7 separate regions of the Homo sapiens genome follow, and regions 1, 2, 3, 4, 5 and 7 are each linked to region 6. A link is a contact called in ENCODE Hi-C or POLR2A ChIA-PET data. All regions are on one chromosome and are shown on one strand. Each heading gives the region's core, a stretch centred on a gene start or an enhancer-like site at or near the end of the contact. The rest is flanking DNA. Distances are from core to core; before and after follow the strand shown.

The links. A loop is a pair of places that touch in the nucleus more often than their neighbours do. ChIA-PET counts read pairs that join two places held with the same protein, here RNA polymerase II (POLR2A). Pooled maps may share reads with other maps.
Region 1: a loop to region 6 is called in a map of Caco-2, with 16 times the contacts of the local background. The contact joins the promoter of OPA3 here to the promoter of PPP5C in region 6. A Hi-C loop is called at or near these places in 1 of 168 maps with a recorded cell type or tissue (Caco-2) and 6 of 50 pooled maps. POLR2A ChIA-PET finds 5 or more read pairs at or near these places in 1 of 52 experiments (T-cell).
Region 2: a pooled map shows a loop between it and region 6 (3-fold over the local background). The contact joins the enhancer-like site here to the promoter of PPP5C in region 6. A Hi-C loop is called at or near these places in 1 of 50 pooled maps. POLR2A ChIA-PET finds 5 or more read pairs at or near these places in 3 of 52 experiments (A673, GM10248 and WTC11).
Region 3: a loop to region 6 is called in a pooled map, with 4 times the contacts of the local background. The contact joins the enhancer-like site here to the promoter of PPP5C in region 6. A Hi-C loop is called at or near these places in 1 of 168 maps with a recorded cell type or tissue (PC-9) and 3 of 50 pooled maps. POLR2A ChIA-PET finds 5 or more read pairs at or near these places in 3 of 52 experiments (Panc1, WTC11 and common myeloid progenitor, CD34-positive).
Region 4: a loop to region 6 is called in a pooled map, with 12 times the contacts of the local background. The contact joins the promoter of SIX5 here to the promoter of PPP5C in region 6. A Hi-C loop is called at or near these places in 1 of 37 single-sample maps with no recorded cell type and 5 of 50 pooled maps. POLR2A ChIA-PET finds 5 or more read pairs at or near these places in 1 of 52 experiments (activated CD4-positive, alpha-beta T cell).
Region 5: a pooled map shows a loop between it and region 6 (8-fold over the local background). The contact joins the promoter of TMEM160 here to the promoter of PPP5C in region 6. A Hi-C loop is called at or near these places in 4 of 50 pooled maps.
Region 7: a loop to region 6 is called in a pooled map, with 8 times the contacts of the local background. The contact joins the promoter of ZC3H4 here to the promoter of PPP5C in region 6. A Hi-C loop is called at or near these places in 1 of 37 single-sample maps with no recorded cell type and 8 of 50 pooled maps.

Annotation. Positions count from the first base shown.
Region 1 is chr19:45,582,981-45,586,303 of GRCh38, forward strand. It overlaps OPA3 (outer mitochondrial membrane lipid metabolism regulator OPA3), which reads right to left and starts at 1,822. Exons shown (of 2, transcript NM_025136.4): 1 at 1,643-1,822. The coding sequence starts at 1,784. RefSeq lists enhancers at 1-866, 1,702-1,881.
Region 2 is chr19:45,441,991-45,445,730 of GRCh38, forward strand. It overlaps a transcript of ERCC1 not described here. Among named protein-coding and RNA genes, the nearest start is that of MIR6088, 7.2 kb to the left of the region's middle. RefSeq lists a silencer at 2,280-2,479. Within about 2 kb of position 1,566, at least 36 of the 41 ENCODE cell types and tissues checked have a DNase peak (open chromatin) inside an H3K27ac peak, as active enhancers do; they include A673, where a contact is called at or near this core.
Region 3 is chr19:46,953,796-46,957,218 of GRCh38, forward strand. All of the region lies in intron 3 of ARHGAP35 (Rho GTPase activating protein 35), which reads left to right. Among named protein-coding and RNA genes, the nearest start is that of NPAS1, 64 kb to the right of the region's middle. Within about 2 kb of position 1,381, at least 9 of the 41 ENCODE cell types and tissues checked have a DNase peak (open chromatin) inside an H3K27ac peak, as active enhancers do; they include PC-9, where a contact is called at or near this core.
Region 4 is chr19:45,767,764-45,771,085 of GRCh38, forward strand. SIX5 (SIX homeobox 5) reads right to left here and starts at 1,489. Exons shown (of 3, transcript NM_175875.5): 1 at 279-1,489. The coding sequence starts at 1,081. DMPK (DM1 protein kinase) reads right to left here. Exons shown (of 15, transcript NM_004409.5): 14 at 3,208-3,297; 15 at 1,954-2,877. The coding sequence ends at 2,725. It overlaps DM1-AS (DM1 locus antisense RNA), which reads left to right and starts at 33. Exons shown (of 2, transcript NR_147193.1): 1 at 33-368. RefSeq lists enhancers at 1-467, 1,959-2,038, 2,199-2,308, 2,749-2,828 and silencers at 209-338, 789-1,008, 1,369-1,908, 1,760-1,944, 2,469-2,628 and 1 more.
Region 5 is chr19:47,047,330-47,051,107 of GRCh38, forward strand. TMEM160 (transmembrane protein 160) reads right to left here and starts at 1,295. Exons shown (of 3, transcript NM_017854.2): 1 at 1,078-1,295. The coding sequence starts at 1,285. RefSeq lists enhancers at 723-792, 1,302-1,596, 1,720-2,237, 2,238-2,755 and a silencer at 1,073-1,262.
Region 6 is chr19:46,345,098-46,348,646 of GRCh38, forward strand. It overlaps PPP5C (protein phosphatase 5 catalytic subunit), which reads left to right and starts at 1,990. Exons shown (of 13, transcript NM_006247.4): 1 at 1,990-2,120. The coding sequence starts at 2,000. RefSeq lists enhancers at 1,828-2,007, 2,108-2,237.
Region 7 is chr19:47,112,240-47,115,650 of GRCh38, forward strand. It overlaps ZC3H4 (zinc finger CCCH-type containing 4), which reads right to left and starts at 1,537. Exons shown (of 15, transcript NM_015168.2): 1 at 1,481-1,537; 2 at 185-350. The coding sequence starts at 345. RefSeq lists enhancers at 1-442, 443-1,170, 1,050-1,209, 1,450-1,679 and silencers at 1-299, 550-639.

The DNA.
Region 1 (3,323 bases), core at 572-3,071, 760 kb before region 6:
CCCAGGAATGAACAAGGATAGCTTGGAGGTTAGAAGCAAGATGGAGTAAGTTAACTTAGATCTCTTTCGCTGTGTCAGTCATAATTTTGCAAAGGCGGTTTCAGTGGTTCTCTGACCCAGCCAATGATGCTAAATTCCCTTATTTTATGTCCCACGTAGCACAACACAGATCACCTTTTTTTTTTTTGGAGACGGAGTCTTGCTCCGTCACCCAGGCTGGAGTACAGTGTTACGATCTCGGCTCACTGCAAGCTCCGCCTTCCGGGTTCACGCCATTCTCCTGCCTCAGCCTCCTGAGTAGCTGGGACCACAGGCGCCCAGCCACCACGCCCGGCTAATTTTTTTGTATTTTTAGTAGAGATGGGGTTTCACCGTGTTAGCCAGGATGGTCTCCATCTTCTGACCTCGTGATCTGCCCACCTCGGCCTCCCAAAGTGCTGGGATTACAGGCGTGAGCCACCGCGCCCGGCAAGATCACCTTTTTAAAGTAGTTTATATTTTGGGTGTTTACTAAGCCCTTTATTTCTATTTATTATTTTTTGAGACAGTCTTGCTGTGTCGCCCAGGCTGGAGTGCAATGGCACAATCTAGGCTCACTGCAGCCTCCACCTACCAGGTTCAAGCGATTCCCCTGCCTCAGCCTCCCAAGTAGCTGGGATTACAGGTGTGCGCCACCACACCCAGCTAATTTTTGTATTTTTAGTACAGACCGGGTTTCACTATGTTGGCCAGGCTGGTCTCGAACTCCTGGCCTCATGTGATCCGCCCGCCTCGGCCTCCCAAAGTGCTGGTATTACAGGTGTGAGCCACCGCGCCGGACCTTACTATGCCCTTTAGATCTGAGCTCGGGCGGCCCCCTCTAGGCAGCCCTGCTGGCCTCAGGTCCCTGGGTCAGCCAGTTCCTCTGAGCTCCGGGGCTCCCACTTTCCCGACCACTCTGGGTTGACAGTGATGGATCAGGAGTATATCTCCCAGTGCTGAGCAAAAAGGCCGCATAGTCTGTCAACCGAATGAAAGGACGGCGTATGAGCGCATTAATGAGTACACAGATGAATGTCCTCTCTGGCTCAAAGTCCTTTTCCGGATTCCCAGGCCATGTCTCCAGAACCCAGACTTCACCCCCGAACCATGCCCCTAATCCAGACTTATTGACTACAGTAAAACTGAGGCACGTCGACGTCCTAAACGGAGGATATACAAGCACCTCCTAGATCAGTGGGGAAACTGAGGCACACGGTGCCGCTTTTGAAATGAAGTTGCCCAAGGACAGCCGGGCAAAGGACCCCGTCCGGTTTCTCCTCAGCCCCTCCCCTAGCTCCTCTATCCTGGAAAGCCCCGTCCAAATTTCTCCCATCTCTCACACTATTGGTTTAACAGGGCATCAGTCTCCAAGCGCTCTCTTCCTTTATCGGCTGGCATTTCCTACTCGCGTGGTGGCTCCTTGACCCGCCCCTTACGCCCCGCCCCGCCCTCACTACTGGGCCACCCGTACGCCCCTCTATCAGAAACCCCCCACTATTGGCCACTGGACTTTGCCGGTTCGGGCTGTGATTGGTCGTAGACAGAAGTCCATCCCCTAAGCAACCACCTGACAGGGGTTGGAGAAAGGAAAAAGGTTGGAGGGAATTCGGGTCAGACTCACGTTGAGCCGGCGGGAGGCAGATATAGGTCTTGAAGAACTCGCTTCGGCGGGCGGCCTCCTTAATACGGTTGGCAAGCGGCTTGCTGACCTGCCGGATGCCCAAGTATAGCAGCTTCGCCATAGGGAACGCGCCCACCACCATCTTGGCGGTCTCACAGGGCACGCGCAACCTTGCTGACTGGGCGGGGCGCCTCAACCTCTTCACTCCTCCCCCGCCCTCTCGTGGCCATGCGTGCGTCAGTACGTATGTACGTACGCTCGAGGGAAACTTCAGAGGCGCATCCTGACGTCACCCCGTCGACGCTGGCGTAGCGACGTCCGTTCGCTGAATATGCAAATATACACGGAAGTGAGGCGGGTCAGGGGGCGGTGCCGTTAAACGGATGCTGGAAGGCGTGTGGATTCCCACGCCCGCCTTGGCCAACGTCACTGTACTCCTTCGTGATGTCACGTTCCGAGTTGGCGTCCCCACCCAAAGGAGGCTCTTAATTAGTCCTAATTAGTCCTATGAGCCCCAAATACACCTTCCTCTGCAAGCTAGGGCTCTCATTGGGATTAAGAGGAAGCCGCGCGGTCATACAGACTTTGGCTGGGATCCCAGCTCTGCCATTTCCTCGCTGTGTAATATTAGATGAGTGGCATAACCTCTCTGGACTTCAGTATTACCGTCTACCAAATGGGAATCCTAATAGCAGTTGCCTCTTTGGGTTGTTGTGAGGCTTCTATGCTAATCTTGAGTGTAAAACAGTGGACCATGGGAAGTGGTTAGAATGGTGCCATTCATATAGTTAAGCGCTCAGTAAATAGCCCTTCTTACTATACAGGTCATGATTGCATTATTAATGCTAAATCCAGCCTGAGGGTGCATTTCACCCCCAGAAGCAGCGAATCCAACCCTTTCCCAAGTAACTGACAAGGAAACTGAGGCCCAGAGCAGGGCAGGGGGTGGCACAAGGTTCCTGCAGAGGTTGATAGCCTGGCATCTTGGCCAATAAAACCATACCCGTTCTCAAGCAACCCAACTTCCTTCATTAGGAGGTAGGTTCCCCAGGGAGCTAGTTCAGAAATAAATTTAAGGACATGTCCCAGACTGTCCTTTCTTACCCAGCAGGGAGTAAAATCATATAAACAATGTCAGGAAGGGGTTGAGAGAAATTCCTGGATGATGGAGTGCTGATGGGTAATTGAGAGATTCTCGGAGGCAGAGGGACAGAAGAAAACAGGAACAGAGGACTGGCCGCCATGGCTCACGCCTGTAATCCCAGCACTTTGGGAGGCTGAGGAGGGTGGATCACCTGAGGTCAGGAGTTTGAGACCAACCTGGCTAACATCGTGAAATCCCATCTCCACTAAAAAAAAAAAAAAATTTAGCCGGGCATGGTGGCGGGCACCTGTAATCCCAGGTACTCTGGAGGCTGAGGCAGGAGAATCGCTTGAACCTGGGAGGTAGAGGTTGCAGTGAGCCGAGATCACGCCGCTGCACTCCAGTCTTGGCGACAGAGCGAGACTCCGTCTCAAAAAAAAAAAAAAAAAAAAAAGGAAAACAGGAACAGAGGAGTGGTGTGTAGGAGGAAACATACATTCAGGACACAGAATCAGGGGGCTCTGGACTTCTTTGGTATCCAGTCTGACTCTCTGAGTGTCCTTTGTCAAGCTCCTGGCACTGAGGGACCTGCGTTTC
Region 2 (3,740 bases), core at 316-2,815, 900 kb before region 6:
TATTTTATTTTTTTTAATTTTGAAAACTGTTTAGAGGCCAGGTGCGGTGGCTCATGCCTGTAATCCCACCCAGCACTTTGGGAGGCCGAGGTGGGAGGATTGCTTGAGCCCAGGAGTTCAAGACCAGCCTCGACATTATAGTGAGATCTCATCTCTGGGAAAAAAATTTTTTTTAATTAGCCAAGTGTGGTGGCATGCACCTGTGGTCCCACCTACTCAGGAGGCTGAGGTGGGTGGGAGGATCGGTTGAGCCCAGGAGGTGGAGGTTGCAGTGAACCGAGATGGCACCACTACACTCCAGCGTGGGCAACAGAGACCCTGTCTCAAAAAAAAAAAAAAGAAAAAGAAAAAAAGTTTTGGTAACTACAAAAGGGTATACCTTGGAAAAGTAAATTTCCCTCCCACTCTGATCCCCACTTCTCAATATTAACTATTTTTTATGTATCTTGGCCAGTAGGATTCACTGAGCTCTCACGATGTCCCTGGCCTATGCAAAGCCCATCACAGAAATGAAGTGGCTGGAATCATTCAGCACTCAGTGAGTAGGCCAGACCCCATTGCTATGCCCATTTTAGAGATGGGAAAACTGAGGCTTGGAGAGGTGCAAGGATGTGTCCTTTTGAGGGCCCGGTTCTGAAGGCTTTTCAAAGTTGAGGCAAGGAAGTGGATGAGATCAAAGAGGCAAGGTTCAGGCCAGGATACAAATCCCAGGGAGGGTGACAGGGGTGGGGAGTCAAGGAAGGCTGCCTGGAAGAAGACTAAGGGTAGCCAGGAAGGCATCTTCCAGAACCTTCTGATGGAGGGCTTGGATGGAAGTAGATAACTCTGTTTGGCAGGCTGAGGAACCACCAGCAGCAGGGCGTGGCCCCTCCTCAGACCCACAGCACCCCAGAGGTATGTATAGAAGAAGCAGGCTGCTTAATGACATCTCAGGGACACATCTCGGTGATAGCACAGCCGGCTTAGTTATGACGTCTGAGTGATTTGCCAACTGCCTTAAGACCAGCATCCCTAGTCATGCCCCGCGGGGGGGATGAAGATAAGAGGAAGTGACAGGCCATCGGGGGAGGAAGGGGAGATGCAGTCACACACAGACCAGGGACTCAGGAGCTGAGGGATGTGTGGTGCCCTCTGCACTAGGGAGGGGTCTCCCAGCTGCCTGGATGTGAGGGTCCATCTTATTGATTTGTCTAGTGAAGGAGGCCAGGCTCCAAGGAGGTATGGCTGTAGTCAGTCACACTCAGTTTGGGATGGGGTCCGCCCAGGGGCTGCAAGGATCAGTCACTGCTGTGTCCCCATCACCTAAGGCAGTAACTGGGACACAGCCGGCGCTCCATACATCTTACTGAATGAATGAATCGAATGAAAAGGGTCAGCACCGTCTGGGACTCAGTTTACCCTCGCGGTCATTGGGCTGCTTCAACCAAGGGGATCGCTAAGAACACCCCTCCCCACCTTGGGTCCCAGATCCCAGATCGCCAGTGAGTAAGAAAACGGGTTCGCGCCGTTGGTGGACTCCGCCCACTTGTGACGTCACGAGCCGCTCCCCCAGGATCCCGACCCAGGCGTCTCCCTTGGGATGGGGGCGGAGAGGAACCCGGGAGTCCAGACTCAGGCCCCGCCCCCGGGAGCAGGCGGGCCGGGCAGGGTTACACAACCCGTCGTCGCGTCCCGAGGGAAGTCGCCGGATGTCCTGGCCGGGCCGGGGACAATGGGCAAGGAGGGCCCCTCCCGCAGGAACCTGGAAGTGGCAGGGGCTCCCCCTCTTCTGATTCACCCTTGTTTCCGGCCCGGTTTAGCCTCCTTCTCCCTGGGGATCCTATCTCCTCCCAACTCTACCCTCCTGTGGCCCTGCAGTTCGGTTCTTTCTCCGAACCGGCAAACCTCTCTCCTCTACACCCCGTACCCCGTCCTTTCACACCTTCCCAACGCCCCCCGAAACTCTCTGCCCTCACACTCATCGCTTGTAATTCCCGAATCCCCTAAACTTCCAGTGTCCCCGGTCCTTCCTTCACTCATCCATACCGGGCCCCTCTTCCCACCCCCTCAACTACCCCCACTATCCTGCCCAGGCCCTCCCAATCCCCTCCCCGGGCTCCCCCAAGCTTTCCTCAATATCTCCCAGCCCTCCCTAGCCCCCGACTCACCCGCTTCCCTCCAACTGACCCCAATACACTCTCTTGTCCTCCTAATCCCAGCCTCCCGCAGTTCCCTCCTGTCTCCTCGAACTGCCCCATGTCCCTACCTCATCTCCCCAAATCCTGTTCCCCATTTCCCCCCCTCCCCCAGCCAGCCGCTTCGCCCCCCACCCCGGAGCCCCTCCCCGCCCCTAGGCCCAAGGCCGGCCCGCGCCCCTCCCGGGCGCGCTCCCACGCCCGGCGCGGGTTCCCAGGCCGCCCCCCCGCGGTGGCCCAGAGACCCAGTTTGCTGCGGCAAAACACTGGTCTCCAGGCAACAGGCCCCGCCCCGCCCCAGGGCCGCCAGATGAGGCTGGGCGGTCAGGAGGCCACCGGGCCGGGACGGAGCACCCAGGCCTGCGCGCCAAACCCTCGGCCTTGGCCCCCAGAGGCCTCAGGGCGCAGAAACCCGGAGACTGAGGCGCAGCAAAGAGGAGATACAGAGATCAGGGCCCCGGAGCAAGAAATTCGGAGACATGCGTGGAGGCCGAAGCAACAGGGAACTGTCGGGGCGCAGAGATATAAGGAAAGACCACGCGACAGATCGAACAAGGACGGGGCCCAGAAATAAGCACAGAAATAATGCAGTTACACACGGGCAACACCGAGGCCGGCAGGGACGCCCCTGATGGCAGAATAATCCATCTTTAGTCCTCAGGACCTTTGCACTCAGTTCGAGGGACTTCCCCTCTCTGACTCTGTTTCTGTATTTGTAAAATGGGGACATTAATACGCAGCGCTTAGCAAATCAGGCTGTTCTGACGATTCAGTGAATTCGCAGACCCAGAGCTTGTAGCACAATTCCTGGCATGTACACTCATCATTCATTCATTCAACCGATTTTTTGTTGTTGTTGTTATTGTTGTCTGAGAGGAGTTTCGCTCTGTGGCCCAGGCTGGAGTGCAATGGTACCATCTGGGCTCACTGCAACCTCCGCCTCCTGAGTTCAAGCAATTCTCCTGCCTCAGCCTCCCAGGTAGCTAGGATTACAAGCCTGTGCCTCCACGCCCAGCTATTTCTTGTATTTTTAGTAGAGACACGGTTTCACCATGTTGGCCAGGCTGGTCTGAACTCCTGACCTCAAGTGATCCACCCACCTTGGCCACCCAAAGTGCTGGGATTAGAGGTGTGAGCCACGGCACCTGCCCCAATCAACAGGTATTTATTGAGCATCTACTATACGCCAGGCACTGGTAAAGACTGTGAGAATGCAGTATTGAACAAGACAAAGCTCTCTGTTCTGGAAGCTTACTCTTTGGAAATTGGAAGGGGGATGACCAACAATAAATGAACAAATGAGCAAATTAAGCAAATTATATAGTACTTTGGAAAGTAGTAAGTGCTGGGAAAAGCAGAGACAGGGGGTTGGGGGTTGCTATTTTAAATGGGATGGTCAGGGAAGGCCTAAATGAGAAGGTGATGTTTGAGCAAAGACTAGAAGTTGGTTTGGGAGAAGCCATGCAGATATGTGGCCTAAGCAAGTGCAAAGGGTGTAAGGTGAAGACATGTCTGGTGTGTTGGAGGAACACGGAGGCAGCTAGTGTGGGTGGACAGAGAGAACGT
Region 3 (3,423 bases), core at 131-2,630, 610 kb after region 6:
ACTTCCCGTCCAACCCTGTCTTTCCAAGCCCATCTTCCTTCACACTGGACTCCTTAGCACCTTCACACGGTGTCGTGCCTCTGCGTCGTTGTTAAACACTGTTCCTGCTGCCTAATATGTTGTTTCCTCTCCCATCTAACACATTCCCATCCTTTCCGAAGCCTTCACACTCTAGACATGCCTCGATTATAGTAGCTGTCCCCTTGTGTTAGGGATACTGTTTCTGTCTGTCACTCCTTAGAAGAAGAGACAGGAGGGAGCTTGCTCTCCTCCCTCTGCCATGTGAGGACACGAGAAGGCAGCTGTCTGTATGTAAGCCAGCAGGAGGGCCCTGCCAGAAACCAAATAGGCTGGCCCCTCGATCTTGGACTTCCCAGCCCTCAGAACCATGAGAAAAAGAGAGCTATTGTTGAAGCCACCCAGTCTGTGGTATTTTGTTATGGCAACCCAAGCAGCTAAGACAGATGGCAAGGTGACCAACTCAGGCATCAGAACACCTGAGAGCCTTAAGGCAGGGGCCCCTTCTTTCCTGATTCATGTGTCCCCATGGGACCTGGCTCTCCAGAGTCCTCCATCAGGGATCTTTGTGTCCACATGACCAGAACACAGCAATTGGGTCAGCAGAAATGGGAATTGAGGCAACTGAAAGTCAGAAGGGCTGAGACAGGTGGACGAAGACGTGGACAAATGCCACTTGAGAGCCGTGGTCTGAAGAGATGAGCTCACGCCTTTGTGTAGTGCCCGGCTCCCAGGTGGTTTACTGTTTGAAATGTAAGCTGACTGGGTATCAGACAACTGAATCCCACTTTTTCAAACAAAGATGGTGCAAGGCCTTGTGATTTCACCCCAGTTTGCGTTCTTTCACTCTTGGCTGGCATCCTTTGGCTATTTAAATTCGTAGCCTCCCAACAGTTTTTAAAAAACAAACAAACTCACACAATTTATCTTTTCATGTAAGCTGCAATTTGGTTGAAACAAGACCTTTCTAGTACATAGTCCAAAGCTCCTGATAACTGAAACTACAATCAGTGTTTCTGTTCTGTGATCTGTTTTTTGTTTTAAAAGCCACAACAGAAAACCTTTTCTTCTGTTACGGCTGTCAGGAGCCGTTTGGGCTTAATCAATAATGAGGTGTTTCACTTCCTGGGGCTGGGCTATCTGTGGAGAGCACTTACTTCTCCGTAACCCATGAAGCCAGTGAAGGACCCTGAATCTGGGTAAATTCAAAATTCTTCTGAGCCTTGGATAGTCTTAGGCATAGTTCTGGCAGGGTCTGACTTGAAAAAGTAGGTTGTGTATTTATTATTGTCGTTTCAATATCACTAACACGAGGTGAAGAAGAAGAAGAAGGCAAAAGACCCAGCCTGAGCAGAACTCAATGTAACAGTCCTTGATTCTAAGCCGCCCCCGTCCATGTGATACAACTCCTAGCGGGGGAGGGATAGTGGGGCATTATATTAAGTATAGGTATTAATGATAAGTTCGTCTAGTTTGGAAAACTTTTAAATGGGCAGAGATGAACATAATCAGATGGCAAGGATGTGGTAGTAGCTGTTTGAATAACAATAATGATGAGGATAGCTAACATTGATAAGCATTATTTCATGTCACCCTCTCCGTGACAGACAGAGCCTGAGAGGAGTCGCCATTGCCCCCACACAGCCAGCCTTTCAGCAGCCTTCTTGGCAGCAGCTATGTCAGACCAACAGTACCTTCCTAATTTTAGCCTCACAAAATTCATTTATGTTTCATATATACCTTATTCACATAGCATGAAGGTAATTTCATACGATGTTTTTTGTTTTGTTTTGTGACAGGGTTTCTTTCCATCACCCGGGCTGGAGTGCAGTATTTCATACTTCCTGTATTTGTGGCAGGAAGCTTTATGCTTTATCATCAGAGTGATCTTTGAAGGGAAGGACTTACTCAGCATTTAAATAACACAAGCTAGATTACAGAGCAACCCTTTAAACCATTTAAGAAAAAAATGATTTCCTTTTTAAAAAATGGTAATTGCTGTATGATTGTCAAATTTTTCCTCTTGAAAGTATTTTTTAAGTAAAAATGAGCCTGCATACTACACCCATGTATGACCATCATATAACAAGACAGGGTAAATGCAGGTCACGCATCCCTAATCTGAAATCCAAAATGCCCCAAATCTGAACATTTTTCAGCACCAACATGATTCCCCACCTGACCCCATGTGGTCACAGTCAAAACTTTGTTTCATGCACGAGGCCAGGGCACAGTGGCTCATGCCTGTAATCTCAACACTTAGAGAGACCAGTGCGGGCAGATCACTTGAGCCCAGGAGTTTGAGACCAGCATGGGCAAGATGGAGAAACGCCATCTCTACTAAAAATACAAAAATTAGCCACGTGTGGTGGCGTGCACCTGTAGTCCCAGCTACTTGGGAGGCTAAGGTGAGAGAATCACTTGAGCCTGGGAGGCAGAGGCCACAGTAAGCTGAGATTGCACCATTGCACTGCAACCTGGGTGATAGAGCAAGACCCTGTCTCAAAAAAAAAATTTATGAAATTACCTTCTATGCTGTGTGTATAAGGTATATGTGAAACATAATAAATTTTGTGTTTAGGTTTGGGTCCCATCCCCAAGATATCTTTTTTTTTTTTTTTTTGGAGAGGGAGTCTCACTCTGTCACCCAGGCTGGAGTGCAATGGCACGGTCTCAGCTCATTGCAACCTCCGCCTCCCATGTTCAAGCAATTCTCCTGCCTCGGCCTCCCAAAGTGCTGGGATTACAGGCGTGAGCAACCACACCCAACCGCATCCTCAAGATACCTCATTACTTATATGCAAATATTCCAAATTCTGAAACACTTCTGGTCCCAACTATTTTGGTTGAGGGCTGCTCAGACTGTAATACATCAGTGTGATTAAGAGCAGCCACATGGAGTCAGTCTCTTTGGATGCCAGGCCTAGCTCTGCTACCCAGTAGCTGTGTGATCTGGGGCAAGTGACTTACCCTGTCTAAGCCTCAGTTTCCTCATCTGTTAAACAGGCATGATGATGATAAGCAGTATTTTATGTATGCATATATCTTCCTACGTTTAACCAGTGGTTTCTAAACATTTGAGGCATATGTATAGCTCTCATCTTACTAATTACAAATTATCATTAGCTGTTCTTAAAGCAGACTTTTTTTTTTTTTTTTTTTTTGAGACGGAGTCTCGCTCTGTCGCCCAGGGTGGAGCACAGTGGTGCCATCTCTCGGCTCACTGCAACCTCCGCCTCCCGGGTTCACACCATTCTCCTGTCTCAGCCTCCTGAGTAGCTGGGACTACAGGCACACACCACCACGCCCAACTAATTTTTTGTATTTTTAATAGAGACGGGGTTTCACCATGTTAGCCAGAATGGTCTCAAACTCCTGACCTCGTGATCCACCCGCCTCGGCCTC
Region 4 (3,322 bases), core at 239-2,738, 580 kb before region 6:
CCCCCCGCAGTGTGATTCCCCAACACCGATGGGATTTGGGAAGGAGCTCGGAATGGAGCCGCTGGAAGAGGAGACGCGTGCGGGGAGAGGGCCCGGGCGGGTGCCTGTCCCGTCCACACTTAGTCCCCGCGCCCCGCGGGCGCCTGAGATTGTGAGCTGGTCCCGGGAGATGTCCGAGGACCTCGGCGCGCCGGCCCCAGCAGTGGGCACGGGGGAAGAGGGCTGGTGGACGGGATGTCCCCGGGAGAGCTGGACTTGCGCCGCCCGAGGCCCCTCACCTCTTGCAGGGCGCGCCGCCTCCGGCCCCGGTCCGGTCGCGCTGTCGCCGGTTCTTGAACCAGTTGCTGACCTGCGTGAGCGACAGGCCGGTGAGTGTGGCCAGGCGGCGCTTCTCGTCCGGCGTGGGGTAGCGGTTGCCGCGGTAGCAGGCCTTGAGCGCTGCGCGGGAGCGCTCCTTGAAGCAGTAGACTGTCTCCTCGCCGTCCCAGATGGTCTTGGGCAGCGGGAACTTCTTGCGCAGTCGATACTTGTCCACTGCGCCAAGCGCGCGGCCGCGGGCCCGCTCGGCCTCATGGTAGCGCGCGCGCAGGTAGAGGTCCTGCAGGAAGGCGTGGTGGGCGGCGGGGAAGGGGCGGCTCTCGAGTAGCCGGTAGAGCTCGGCGTACTCGCCCCGCTGGAAGGCCACCAGGGCCCGCGCGCGCAACACCGGGTCGCTGCCACGTAGGCGCTCGGCCGGGGGCAGTGCGCCCAGGAAGCGGCTCAAGCGGCCGGCGTGGCCCGCCTGGAGCAGCGCCTCGCAGACGCACGCCACCTGCTCGGGCGAGAAGCGGAGGCCCGTGGGCGGTTCGGAAGCGGCCTCGGGGGGCGACCCGGGGACGCCCGGGGATCCCGGGCCCTCAGCTCCCGCAGCCGCTGCGCCCGCCCCGGCCCCGGCCGCCGCCGCCGCCTCACCCTCGGCCGCCTGCAAAGTCTGCAAGAGCTGGCGCGCTTCCTCCTCCTCCTCTTCGGTCGCCGCCGCCGCCGCCACCGCCTCCCCCCCAGCCGCCGGCCCCGCGCTCGGCTCCGCAGGCAAGGTAGCCATGTTTTGCAACTTTGGGAAGTTCCTCCCTCCCTCTCTTCCTCCCTCGGGCTTTCCCCAGCCTCCTCCCCCACCTGTCCCCCCTTTTCGCCCCCACTCCCCGCTCTTCTCGATCTTCTTTCTGGCCGACCCTGCGCCCCACGCCGGGAAGGCGAGATCCAGCTCTCCACTCGGGTCTCTGTCCCCTTGTGTGTGTCCGTCCCCCTCCCGTCTGTCTGTGATTCTCCCTTTGTTTTCCCTCCGCCTCTGGCCGCGCTTTCTGCCTCCCCCCAGCGTGTGCTTCTGGCTCAGGGCCTCAGTTTCCCCATCGGGACAACGCAGAAGGTAACGGGCCGTCCAGGAGGACTAAGGGCGCGAAGCCTCCGCCCCGAGACTGAGCTTCTGCACGCCTCCGTCTCCAGGGTCCTCTGCAGGCCCCCACATTCCCCATCTCGGCCTGCGCTCCGCCCCTCGGAATTCCCGGCTCCGCAGGGGGGGCGGGTCTGGCCGGGAGGAGGGGCGGGGAACGGGCTAGAAAGTTTGCAGCAACTTTTCTCGAGCTTGCGTCCCAGGAGCGGATGCGCGTGGCGTGCGCAGGCGCAGTGGAAGGAGGATGGCCGCGCGCGCTGCCAGCCCAGCCCCCTCTTCTCGACGCTCGGTGGCACAGCTGGGCCACAGCTGGGCGGGGGCGGTGCCTCCGGGTGGCCCGCTCGCCCTCCTATTGGCCGGACGCCAAAGCCCCGCCCCGTGGCTTTTCCTCCCCCAACCCTGATTCGGCCGCTTCGCATCCCGCTAGCTCCTCCCAGACCTTCGGCCGCCTCCACACGCCTCCGGATTGGCCCGCTGCGGAGCCTCCGGCCCACAACGCAAACCGCGGACACTGTGGAGTCCAGAGCTTTGGGCAGATGGAGGGCCTTTTATTCGCGAGGGTCGGGGGTGGGGGTCCTAGGTGGGGACAGACAATAAATACCGAGGAATGTCGGGGTCTCAGTGCATCCAAAACGTGGATTGGGGTTGTTGGGGGTCCTGTAGCCTGTCAGCGAGTCGGAGGACGAGGTCAATAAATATCCAAACCGCCGAAGCGGGCGGAGCCGGCTGGGGCTCCGAGAGCAGCGCAAGTGAGGAGGGGGGCGCGGGATCCCCGAAAAAGCGGGTTTGGCAAAAGCAAATTTCCCGAGTAAGCAGGCAGAGATCGCGCCAGACGCTCCCCAGAGCAGGGCGTCATGCACAAGAAAGCTTTGCACTTTGCGAACCAACGATAGGTGGGGGTGCGTGGAGGATGGAACACGGACGGCCCGGCTTGCTGCCTTCCCAGGCCTGCAGTTTGCCCATCCACGTCAGGGCCTCAGCCTGGCCGAAAGAAAGAAATGGTCTGTGATCCCCCCAGCAGCAGCAGCAGCAGCAGCAGCAGCAGCAGCAGCAGCAGCAGCAGCAGCAGCAGCAGCATTCCCGGCTACAAGGACCCTTCGAGCCCCGTTCGCCGGCCGCGGACCCGGCCCCTCCCTCCCCGGCCGCTAGGGGGCGGGCCCGGATCACAGGACTGGAGCTGGGCGGAGACCCACGCTCGGAGCGGTTGTGAACTGGCAGGCGGTGGGCGCGGCTTCTGTGCCGTGCCCCGGGCACTCAGTCTTCCAACGGGGCCCCGGAGTCGAAGACAGTTCTAGGGTTCAGGGAGCGCGGGCGGCTCCTGGGCGGCGCCAGACTGCGGTGAGTTGGCCGGCGTGGGCCACCAACCCAATGCAGCCCAGGGCGGCGGCACGAGACAGAACAACGGCGAACAGGAGCAGGGAAAGCGCCTCCGATAGGCCAGGCCTAGGGACCTGCGGGGAGAGGGCGAGGTCAACACCCGGCATGGGCCTCTGATTGGCTCCTGGGACTCGCCCCGCCTACGCCCATAGGTGGGCCCGCACTCTTCCCTGCGCCCCGCCCCCGCCCCAACAGCCTACAGCTGTTGTTAGTCCACTCGCACGCCTCGAATCCCGTCCGAACTCGTCATTGGCTGCTTCCTAGCGGCCTGTGTTGATTGGCTGCCCGAAGATCCGCCCTCCTGCCGTGGGCCCAGCCCCGCAAATGCGCAGCTAAGCGGGTGGCAAGGGGCGGGTGGAGCGCGGGGCGCGACGGCGGAGGGGGGCGTGGGCAGCCGGACGTACCCTGGCAGGGAGCAGCAGGTGGCGGCGGTGCATGGGGCCTGGCCCCACCAGCGGGCACTGGCCCACAGCCACGGCCGGGGGGCCATCTAGCTGGAGAGAGAAGGGACAGGTGACC
Region 5 (3,778 bases), core at 45-2,544, 700 kb after region 6:
CACGGCCTGCCCACTCACTTCTTTCTCAGAACTCTGGGACAAACTGTTTCCTAATCCAGGCCGCTCTTCAGCCTCGCCCTTCTTTTCCTTCAAATGCCGCCATCTCCTACCGAGTATGGCCTGGGCCAATCCCATCCATGTCCTACCGAGTATGGCCTGGGCCAATCCCACCCACGTCCGTCCCCATTCACGTCCTTTACAAACAGCCCACCACACCCTATATCTAGATGCCCGGTCCTGGCCTAGTGAGGTGACTCACACCTATAATCCCAGCACTTTGGGAAGCCAAGGCAGGAGGATTCTCTGAGCCCAAGAGTTCAGACCAGCCTGGGCAACAAAGCAAGACCCCGTCTCTACATAAATTAAAATAGTTGGGTGCGGTGGTGTATGCCTGTAGCTCCAGCTAAGCAGGAGGCTGAGGCAAGAGGATAGCTTGAGCCCAGGAGTTCAAGGCTGCAGTGGGCTACGATTGCGCCACTGCGGTCCAGCCTCGGTGACAGAGCAAGACACCGTCATTAAAAAAATAAAATTAAAAAAAAAACAAACATGGCCAGTCCGCTCCATTCTGGACCTCGCCTCCGTCACAAGCCCCGCCCTCTGCAGCCTAGATCACCTCCCCCTCCAATCAGCAGAGAGCTTTCTCCCGATTGGTTGTCCCCTTCTCCAATCCTGAACTTCCCCCTCTTCTGCGGGGATCCACACTCCCGCTCTCTGCACAGTGGTGGCCTCTGCAATCGGGATGGACCCATCTTGTACCCAACTCCACAGACCCTAAGCTCTCCCTGAAGCCCCTCTCCCCACGGCAGGCGCGATTCTACGAGGCTGCCTCGCGCAACCCTACCACCCCCTCCAATCCCTACGGCGCCCCGTTACCCGGGGTCCTCGTCCTCCCCGCAAGCCCATCCCCTCTGCGGGCACCTGCGCTCTTGCAGTCTGCGCTTCCGTGCGCTCACACTGAAGCCCTTCTCGGAGCCGAGCCCGGGCCCCGTTTCCTGCAGAAGCCCCCGCCCCATCAAGGTCCCACGCGAGCCCGGGACCCCCGTCCCATCCGCACCGCCCCCACCCCTAGCCACCGACCTGTCTCGTGCGCTTTTCGGAGGAGCCAGGCGTCCGCACGATCCAGCTCGGACACTGGGGGCGGCGAAGCCCCGGCGCGGGGACCGTGGCCGGGGGCGAAGGACCCCCGGGCGCCCCCGCTCCGGGGCCGCTGAGGCGGCAGTAGCGACCTCCGGAAGCGAAGACGGGCAAGGCGAGCGGCCCGAGCCCACCACCAGCCGCCTCCCATGATTCGCACTACGGCCGCCGCGCGCCGTACCGCCCCACCGGCCTCCGGTAGGTTGCAACCCATGTCACTCAGGATGAATGGCTTACCCATTGGCTATGCGCTCGCCACTCAGGTCCGGCGTGAACTGTCCATTGGTCGGAATGGCAGTGATTCCCTCCTCTGTCATCTAGGCCGGTAGTGCCCGTCCCTCCTTGATTTTGTACCGGACTACGAATCCCAGCGATCATTGCGCTCGGGGAAAGCCGATATTCAGAAGTCGCAGGCGAGATGTCTGCTGGGAATTGTAGTTTTAATTCTATCTTTTTTAACGGAGTACATGCCGAGCACCTATTGTAGTTGTTTCTTGGTTGTTTCTCTTTCTTTCTTTCTCTTTCTTTCTTTCTTTCTTTTTCTTTCTTTCTCTTTCTTTCTTTCCTTCTTTCTTTCTTTCTCTCTTTCTTTTTCCCTCCCTCCCTCCCTTCCCTCCCCTCCTTCCTTCCTTCCCTCCTTCCTTTTTTTTCCCCGCCCCGAGACCGAGTCTTGCTCTGTCGCCCAGGCTGGAGTGCAGTGGTGCGATCTCGGCTCACTGCAACCTCCACCTCCCGGGTTCAAGCGATTCTCCTGCGTCAGCCTCCTGAGTAGCTGGGATTATAGGCATGCGCCACCACGCCCAGCTAATTTTTGTATCTTTAGTAGAGACAGGGTTTCACCATGTTGGCCAGGCTGGTCTCGAACTCCTGACCTCAAGTGATCCAACCGCCTCGGCCTCCAAAAGTGCTGGGATTACAGGCGTGAGCCACCGTGCCCGGCCAGGTCTGTCTCTTTAAGACAGATTTGTTTTCTTTGCCCTAACCCATTCCGGGATTCAGCTTTGCCTTCTCTCATCAGCATAAACCTTTTCACTAGCCAGGAATGTGAAAAATGTGTCTGGAATATTTTCAATTTGCACTTAATCCCATTTAAAGCTTCACATTCATTGCAAGCCTGCAGGCTATGCAGTGCAGTCCATTTGAACTCCCTCCTCAAGTGTAACCCCCTTGCTAGCTCCCCTACTTTTCCTCTTCATAAAATCCAAGCCCGGGCCAGGCACGGTGGCTCACATCTGTAATCCCACCACTTTGGGAGTCTGAGGCGGGCAGATCACGAGATCAGGAGTTCGAGACCAGCCTGACCAACATGGTGAAACCCCATCTCTACTAAAAATACAAAAATTAGGCATGGTGGCAGGCACCTGTAATCCCAGCTACTTGTGAGGCTGAGGCAGGAGAATCGTTTCATGCGCGTCCATGTGAAGAGACCACCAAACAGGCTTTGTGTGAGCAAGATGGCTGTTTATTTCACCTGGCTGCAGGCAGGCTGAGTCCGAAAAGAGAGTCAGCAAAGGGTGGTGGATTATCATTAGTTCTTAGAGGTTTTGGGATAGGCGGTGAAGTTAAGAGCAATGTTTTGCGGGCAGGGGTGGATCTCACACAGTACATTCTCAAGGGTGGGGAGAATTACAAAGAACCTTCTTAAGGGTGGGGGAGATTACAAAGTACATTGATCAGTTAGGTGGGGCAGGAACAAATCACAATGGTGGAATGTCATCAGTTAAGGCTATTTTTACTTCTTTTGTGGATCTTCAGTTACTTCAGGCCATCTGGATGTATACGTGCAAGTCACAGGTGATGCGATGGCTTGGCTTGGGCTCAGAGGCCTGACATTTCTGCCTTCTTTTATTAATAAGAAAAATAAAACAAAATAGTGTTGAAGTCTTGGGGGGTGGTATGGAGAGAGAATGGGCGATGTTTCTCGGGGCTGCTTCAAGCAGGATTAGGGGCGGCGTGCGAACCTAAAGTGGGAGAGATTAAGCTGAAGGAAGATTTTGTGGTAAGGGGTGATATTGTGGGGTTGTTAGAAGAAACATTTGTTGTGTAGAAGTATTGGTGATGGCCTGGGTACAGTTTTGTATGAATTGAAAAACTAAATGGAATAAGAGAAGGAGAAAAACAGGTATAAAAGGTCTAAGAATTGGGAGGACCTAGGACATCTGATTAGAGAGTGCCTAAGGAGATTCAGCATAGTCCTGCCAGCAAAGATTATTTGTTTACTTCAGGAGTTAAGAGTGGCAGTTTGGGGATAGCATGAGGAGATATCAGCTGTGATGGCTTGGAGAAACAGTGTAAACCAGCAGTGTAAACAAGAGCAGGGCACGTATGAGTAGTTGAGAACGGAGAATAGGAGTATGACTAGACAGAAAATAGTAGGGATGACAAGTTTTTTTGGGGCACAGTCTAAGTTGGTCCGGTGTCTGGAATGAGACTGGGGCCTAATAAAAAGGATTGTCCATACAGGAGCTCAAATAGGCTGTACCCTGCAGCATTCTGAGAAGCAAAAGAGGTAAAAGTATTGTCCAGTCCTTTTTAAGTTGGTGGCTGAGCTTGGTGAGGTGTGTTTTTAAAAGACCTTTAGTCCGTTCTACTTTTCTTGAAGACAGAGGACCGTAAGGGATATAAAGGTTTCACTGAATACTAA
Region 6 (3,549 bases), core at 740-3,239:
GGCCAGGCTGGTCTTGAACTTCTGACCTCAAGTGATCTGCCTGCTTTGGCCTCCCAAAGTGCTTCGATTACAGGCATGAGCTACCATACCCAGCCCACTTTGAGTATTTGTGATGGAGTGAATATAAAAGTACTACTCTGTGTCAGGCTCCCTGACAAATGCTGTACTCATGTTGTCGAACTCTCCTCTAATCCTGTATGATGGGGATAATTATTATCCCCACTTTACAGAGGTTGAAACTGAGGCTTAGAAGAGGGTGATCACTTGCCCAAGGTCACAGTGTCAGGAAGGATTCCGCTGGACTCGAAACCAGAATTCAAATCCACTATGGCAGCTCCTTTTCCCCCAACCCCAAAACAAACAATACGAACAAACAAAAGAAAAATTTACTAACCCACCAAGATGGGCTCTGGCACCTACAGAGGCAGTAGAGTGGCAATGAAGGACATAGGAATTAGATGGGATTCCTGATCCTGGCTCTGTCACCTTCTTATGTTGTTGTGACCTTCGTCAAACACCTCTGCAAGTCTGTGTCTTTATCTGTAAAATGGAGATGATACTAATATCTGCCCTTTAGGGTGATTGTTGGTTGTGCTGGGGGCCAGTAGGAGAGATGGGGTTGGACTAACAAGAGGTTTGGGAGTGGGATAGATAGGTTTAGGAGTGTGCTTCCAGGAGGGGATCCAGAGCCTTACAGGACTTAGTGCTACATGAGGGCTTAGAAAGGACAGACTGGAAGCGTGTACGGCGGGTGGGGATTGGCAAAGGGGTGGAATCTGGATATTAGACTATTCAGCCTGAGGTTAAGACTATTCAGGGTCTCCTAATCAGGAGTTTGGGTTTTCTCCTAAGGGTGCTGGGGCCATGGAAGCCTGGGAGCGAGAGTGTGCCATGGTTTTATCATGTCTTAGAAAGATCCCTCGGCCGGGCACGGTGGCTCACGCCTGTAATCCCAGCACTTTGGGAGGCCGAGGCGGGCGGATAGCTTGAGGTCGGCAGTTCGAGGCCAGCCTGGCCAACGTGGTGAAACCCGTTTCTACTAAAATACAAAAATTAGCCGGGCATGGTGGCGGGCGCCTGTAATCCCAGCTACTTGGGAGGCTGAGGCAGAAGAATCGCTTAAACCGGGAGGCGGAGGTTGCAGTGAGCCTAGATGGCGCCACTGCACTCCAGCCTGGGCGACAGAGGGAGACTCCCTCTCAAAAAAAAAAAAAAAAAAAAAAAAATGTGAAGGGTAAACTGGAGGGAGGCAGAGTGCATGCAATCAATGCTGTGATCTCAGACAAGAGAATCTGTAAAAACACAAACAGGAGAGTTTATTTGAAGATTCAGGATTTGGGAAGCTGAACACAGGAAGAAAGGAGATGGTGCAACACACTTCTAAGCCTTGCTCAGGACTTGAAATCCAGAGTGCCTTCAGTTAAAAACTCAAACACTGACCCTCAAGGTTGGACCCTTTTTGGCTTGAGAAACCACTAATTTTTCAGAGATGGGTAACTGAGACCCTAGAGAGGAAGGGAAGATTTGTTCAAGGTCACACAGGTAGTCGACAATAGGGCTCGACGCCCGGGTCCGGCTCCGCGTAGGGCATGGCGCTGCCTTGCAAAACAGCCACACCCGCCAGCGACATTCACAACCCACCCCCCAACCCTAGAGGACAGCGGGGAAATCCCACTTTCAGAACCGAGAAACTTTTTACAGCCTTGGAACACGGTAACTTTGGGAGGAGAGGCCACACCAGGTCTGTTTCCCCGCGCGCCCCTTCTCTCATTCCCTATTGGCTCTCTCTACCAGGGGTACCGTCTGGGGAACCTCTGGTCACCTTGTCCTCCGCGCGCTCTGTGGCGAAAGGGACCTGCGCAGGCGCGTGAAGGGCGCCTTCAGGGCCCGCGCTTTACGACACTTGTGCGGCAGCGGCGGCGGCCACCCGGCGCTCCTTCGCGACGGTTCGGCCGGGTGCCGCTGGCGGCCGTTGCCAGGGTAGGGGTCGCTTTGCGGCATGGCGATGGCGGAGGGCGAGAGGACTGAGTGTGCTGAGCCCCCCCGGGACGAACCCCCGGCTGATGGAGCTCTGAAGCGGGCAGAGGAGCTCAAGACTCAGGCCAATGACTACTTCAAAGGTGCGCCCGCCTGGCAGGGAGGGTGGACAGTGGCCCAGGCTGAGGGGTGCCGGGCCCGCGCGGAACCATAGCAACGCGGAGCTGCAGCCTGGGCGCGGGGCAGACACTACCAAGTGACCGGGCGTGGGGAGGCCCAGGATGGCGCTGCCAAGGAGCGACATAGGGGGCTTCGGAGAGTGATACCTAGGAGTGGCGTGCGGAGCGGGTGCTACTCAGTGGAGAGACTGAGGAGGGCGCCACCAATTGTGGGGCGAGAGGGGGACTGGAATGAGGGCGCTACCAAACGTGAGGCCTGTAGAGGGCGCTACCAGGCAGTGACATGTGGTGGGGGAGTGATTGATGGCGCTACCAAATGGGGAGTCCTGGGGTGGGTGCCGCCAAGTGGGGGGTAGAGGGGGCACAGCCCCAATAGAGAAGGCAATCGTGGGGGTGGGGAATGGATCATTAGATGGGGGGAACAAGGAAGTAGGAGATTTGGGCTGACCCGAGGAAAAGGAATGTGATGGTGGGGGCCTTGGGAGTAAGGGTGGGGATCCTTAAGAATAGTATCACTTAGAATATTGAGAGTCAAGTGTGGGGCACCCATTCATTCATTAATTCAACAAATATTTATTGAGTACCTGTTATGTGCCAAGGACTGTGCTTGACTTTGGGGATATAGCAGTGAATGAGACAGATGTGGCCCTGTCCTTAGCTTGTAATTTTGCAGGTGAACCAGACATGAAAAAAAAAAAAACAAAAAAAAACCATGTAAATAAGTAAAATACTTAAATTGTGATGAGTGCTTTGAAAGCAAACCAGCAGTGTGATGAAGTAGAGAATAAGGGTTGGAGGCTACTTTAGATAGGGTAGTGGGGGAAGGCCTTACTGAGCAGGAGGCGTTTAAGCTGAAACTCACAGAGGGAGAACTGGAGAGGAGTGTTCCAGGGAGGTAAAGCAGCCTGTGCAAAGGCCCTGGGATGGGGAATGAAAGGGTACTGGCATGGCTGGGGCTTTGGCTACTTAGGGGGAGACCAATAACAAGATGAGATTAGGACAGAGGCCAGATCATGCAGGGTCTCCGTGAGTCATTACAAAGACCAGTTTGGAATTTTTTTTTTTTTTTTTTTTTTGAGACGGGAGTTTTGCTCTTTTTGCCCAGGCTAGAGTGCAATGGCGCAATCTCGGCTCACTGCAACCTCCGCCTCCCTGGTTCAAGCGATTCTCCTGCCTCAGCCTCCCGAGTAGCTGGGATTATAGACGCACACCACCATGCCCAGATAATTTTTGTACTTTTAGTAGAGATGGGGTTTCGCCATGTTGGCCAGGCTGGTGTCGAACCTCTGACCGCAGGTGATCCGCCCATCTCGGCCTCTCAAAGTGCTGGGATTACAGGCATGAGCCACCACGCCCAGCCCTACAAGAAGACACATTAAGTAAATGGGCCAGT
Region 7 (3,411 bases), core at 287-2,786, 770 kb after region 6:
GAGAAAGCAAGCGAGAAAGAGCGAGCGAGCAAGCGATCGAGAGACACCCACCGACCCCGCCCTTCCTCCTCCTCCTCCTCCTCCTCCTCCTCCGCGGCCCGGCCCAACATGGCGGCCGCCCCCCTTCCTCCTCCTCCTCTTCCTCCCCCCGGGGACGCAGCCCCGGCCCAACCGGGGGCCTGACCTGTCGTCAGGGAGCGGGAGGCGGTGGTGGAGGAGGTGCGGGGTGGCCGGGCGGGCGTCGGGGGAACACGGAGGAGGCGAAGGCGTTGATGGCGGCGGCGGCGATGGCGGCGGCGGCGACTCTGATGGCGGCGGCGGGGGGGTCCCGGGCGCGGCCTCCATAGTTCCTTTGGGGGGGAGGGGATGTTAATGCACGAAAAAGGACTGCTTGGGCGTGGCGGGAGGGGCACACTTAAGCTCGGAGGGCTCCTGATGGGAATGGGGTATATATTTTTTCGGTTTCGGAATCACCTCTGCGCTGACCTCCGCGTAGGCCGCACGGCCTAGGCCTCGGAGGGCCGCTCGCCGCCTGCTTTCTCCGCAGCCCACCCTTGCGGTCACTCGCTCACTGGCGCGGGGCCCTCATAGGGGCGAGAGCCCCCCCCCCACGCACCCCCGGGGGGCGGGACACCCGGGAGACACGGACACTGGTGGGTGGTTGGGTGTAATTAGCGCGGGCCGCGCGCGATGGAGCAAGCGAAGGGTAAGGGGAGAAGAGGAGAGCGAGCGAGGGGGGTGGGGGGTTAAAAAGAAAAAAAGGATTTGAGGGAGAGAGGGAACGGGCCGCGGAGACGGGCCGACTGTCTCCCTTCTCTGCCCGCCCTGGGTGCCCCGGCTGCCCGGCCCCCGCCGCAATCAGGAATTGACACAAAATGGCGGCTCGGCCCGAACCAGCCTAGAGGCTGAGGCGGGAGGAAGGGTGAGATGGGAGGGGGAACTGAGAGGCGGAGGCGGAGGCCGTGTCACGTGCAGGAGAGGGGTAGAGACCGCTTGCCCGAAGGCCGGCGGAAAGAGCCGAAGGCAAAGGGCGAGGCCGAGGGGAGGCGGAAATAGCCGAAAGGAGCTGAGCAGGAGCGAGGAGGCGACGGGGGAGAGCCAGAAAGAGCTGAAGGTGGTGATATGGGTGGGGCTAGAGAGAGCATGAGAAACCTAGGGGAGCCATAAATAGCCTAAGCCGATCGGGACCGGGGAAGGAGGAGAAACTGAGACGGTCCGGAAAGAGCCGAAAGCGGTGTCCGGGTGGGTGGCAGGAGGTGGAAACAGCCGAAAGAAAAGCAGCCAGGGTAATGCGATTAAGAGAATGAGCTGAACGGGCGGGGCTGAAGGGGAGAATAAACGACTTTCAGGAATTCGCCGGAGAGCAAGAGGGAAAAACCGAAAATTGCTAGTTTGAAGGAAGGCGGGAAGAGCCAATAGTTTTAGGTGGGAGAATGGGAGGGAAGGAATTCAGGCTACGGAGAGGGAAAAAAAAAATAACCGAAAGCTGGAGGCCAGGTGCCGAGAGTCGGAGGTTTCCGGAGAAGCGATGAAGCCCAGCCAGCCCGGAGGTGACGTCACTCGACAACCCAGTCGATGATGTCATCATTGGATGCGAGAGGGGCGGGGCTTGGTAGTCCCTCAGGGGAGTTTAAGGACCTGGGGTGTAGGACCCATGGAAGGCTCTCAAATAGCAGAGCTAGAAACACTGGCCGGTGTCGTAGACTGTACAAACAAAATCTTTTGACCCTCATAACCGTCCTAACATAAGCTGCTGCTATTCCCATTTGCAGACTGAAGTTCGGTGTTTTAAGTAATCGGTTCACGGTCATAGGATTAGTTCTAAAAAGCACAGCAAGATTTTTTTTTTAAGAGACAGAGTCTTGCTCTGTCGCCCAGACTGCAGTGCTGTGACACGATCATACCTCACTGTAACCTCGAATCCAGGGATCTTCCTTAAATACTTGTTAGCTCTTTCTACAGTGCCAGTCCCTGTGATGGAGCATGGGAACAGTTTCTGTCTTCATGGAACTTAACCGATAATGCCCCAAGGGAGAGAAACAGAGTTAAAGAATAAAGGGGGTGGGTGGAGTGTTAGAGGAGGGTCTTGTAATTGTTCTTTTAGGCTGGTACATGAAAAAGAAGAGATGGTTCCAGGCAGAAGAAATACCTTATTTCAGGCGGGGCGATGTTGCTCACGCCTGTAATCCTAGCACTTTGGGATGCCGGGGCGGGCGGATCGCTTGAGCTCGGGTTGGAGACCAGCCTGACGAACATGGTAAAACCCCTTCTCTACTAAAAATACAAAAATTAGCAGGACATGATGGCTCACACCTGTAGTCCCAGCTGCTCGGGATGTTGAAGAGGGAGAATCGCCCGATCCCGGGAGGTCGCGAGGCTGCAGTGAGCCGAGATTATGCCACTGCACTCCAGCCTGGGCAACAGAGTGAGACTCTTGTCTCAAAAAAAAAAGAAAAGAAATACCTTATTTCAGGCCCTGACAAAGCAAAGACCACTTAGATTCCAGGAAGAGAGAAAAACCGTGTCAACAGTGATAAATCTGGAGACAGAGGCACCATGTGACTTCCTGGTATATTGATCCTACTTTTTTTTTTTTTTTTTTGAGGCAGAGTCTCGCTCTGTCGCCCAGGCTGGAGTGCAGTGGCGCGGATCTCGGCTCACTGCAAGCTCCGCCTCCCGGGTTCACGCCATTCTCCTGCCTCAGCCTCCCAAGTAGCTGGGACTACAGGCGCCCGCCACCACGCCCAGCTGATTTTTTGTATTTTTAGTAGAGACGGCGTTTCACCGCGTTAGCCAGGATGGTCTTGATCTCCTGACCTCGTGATCCGCCCGCCTCGGCCTCTCAAAGTGCTGGGATTACGGGCGTCAGCCACCGCGCCCAGCGGATCCTACTGTTTTTTAAATGTTCCAGCTGGCAGCGGGGCGTGGTGGCACACACCCATAATCCCAACACTTTGGGAGGCCGAGGCTGGCGGATCACTTGAGGTCAGGAGTTTGAGATCAGCCTGGCCAACGTGACGAAACCCCGTCTCTACTAAAAAGACAAAAAATTAGCCAGGCATGGTGTGGCGCGCCTGTAATCCCAGCTACTTGGGAGACTGAGGCAGAAGAATCGCTTGAACCTAGGGGGTGGAGGTTGCAGTGAGCCAAGATGGCACCACTGCACTCCAGCCTGGATGACAGAGCAAGACTCCGTCTCAAAAAAAAAAAAAAAAAAAAAAAAAAATTAGCCAAGCGTGGTGGCCGGCACCTGTAATCACCAGTTACTCGGGAAGCTGAGGGGAGAATCGCTTGAATCCGGGAGGCAGAGGTTGCAGTGAGCTAAGATCATGCACTCCAGCCTGAGTGACAGAAAGACTTTAATTAAATTAAATGTTGCAGCCGGCACAGTGGCTCATGCCTATAATTCTA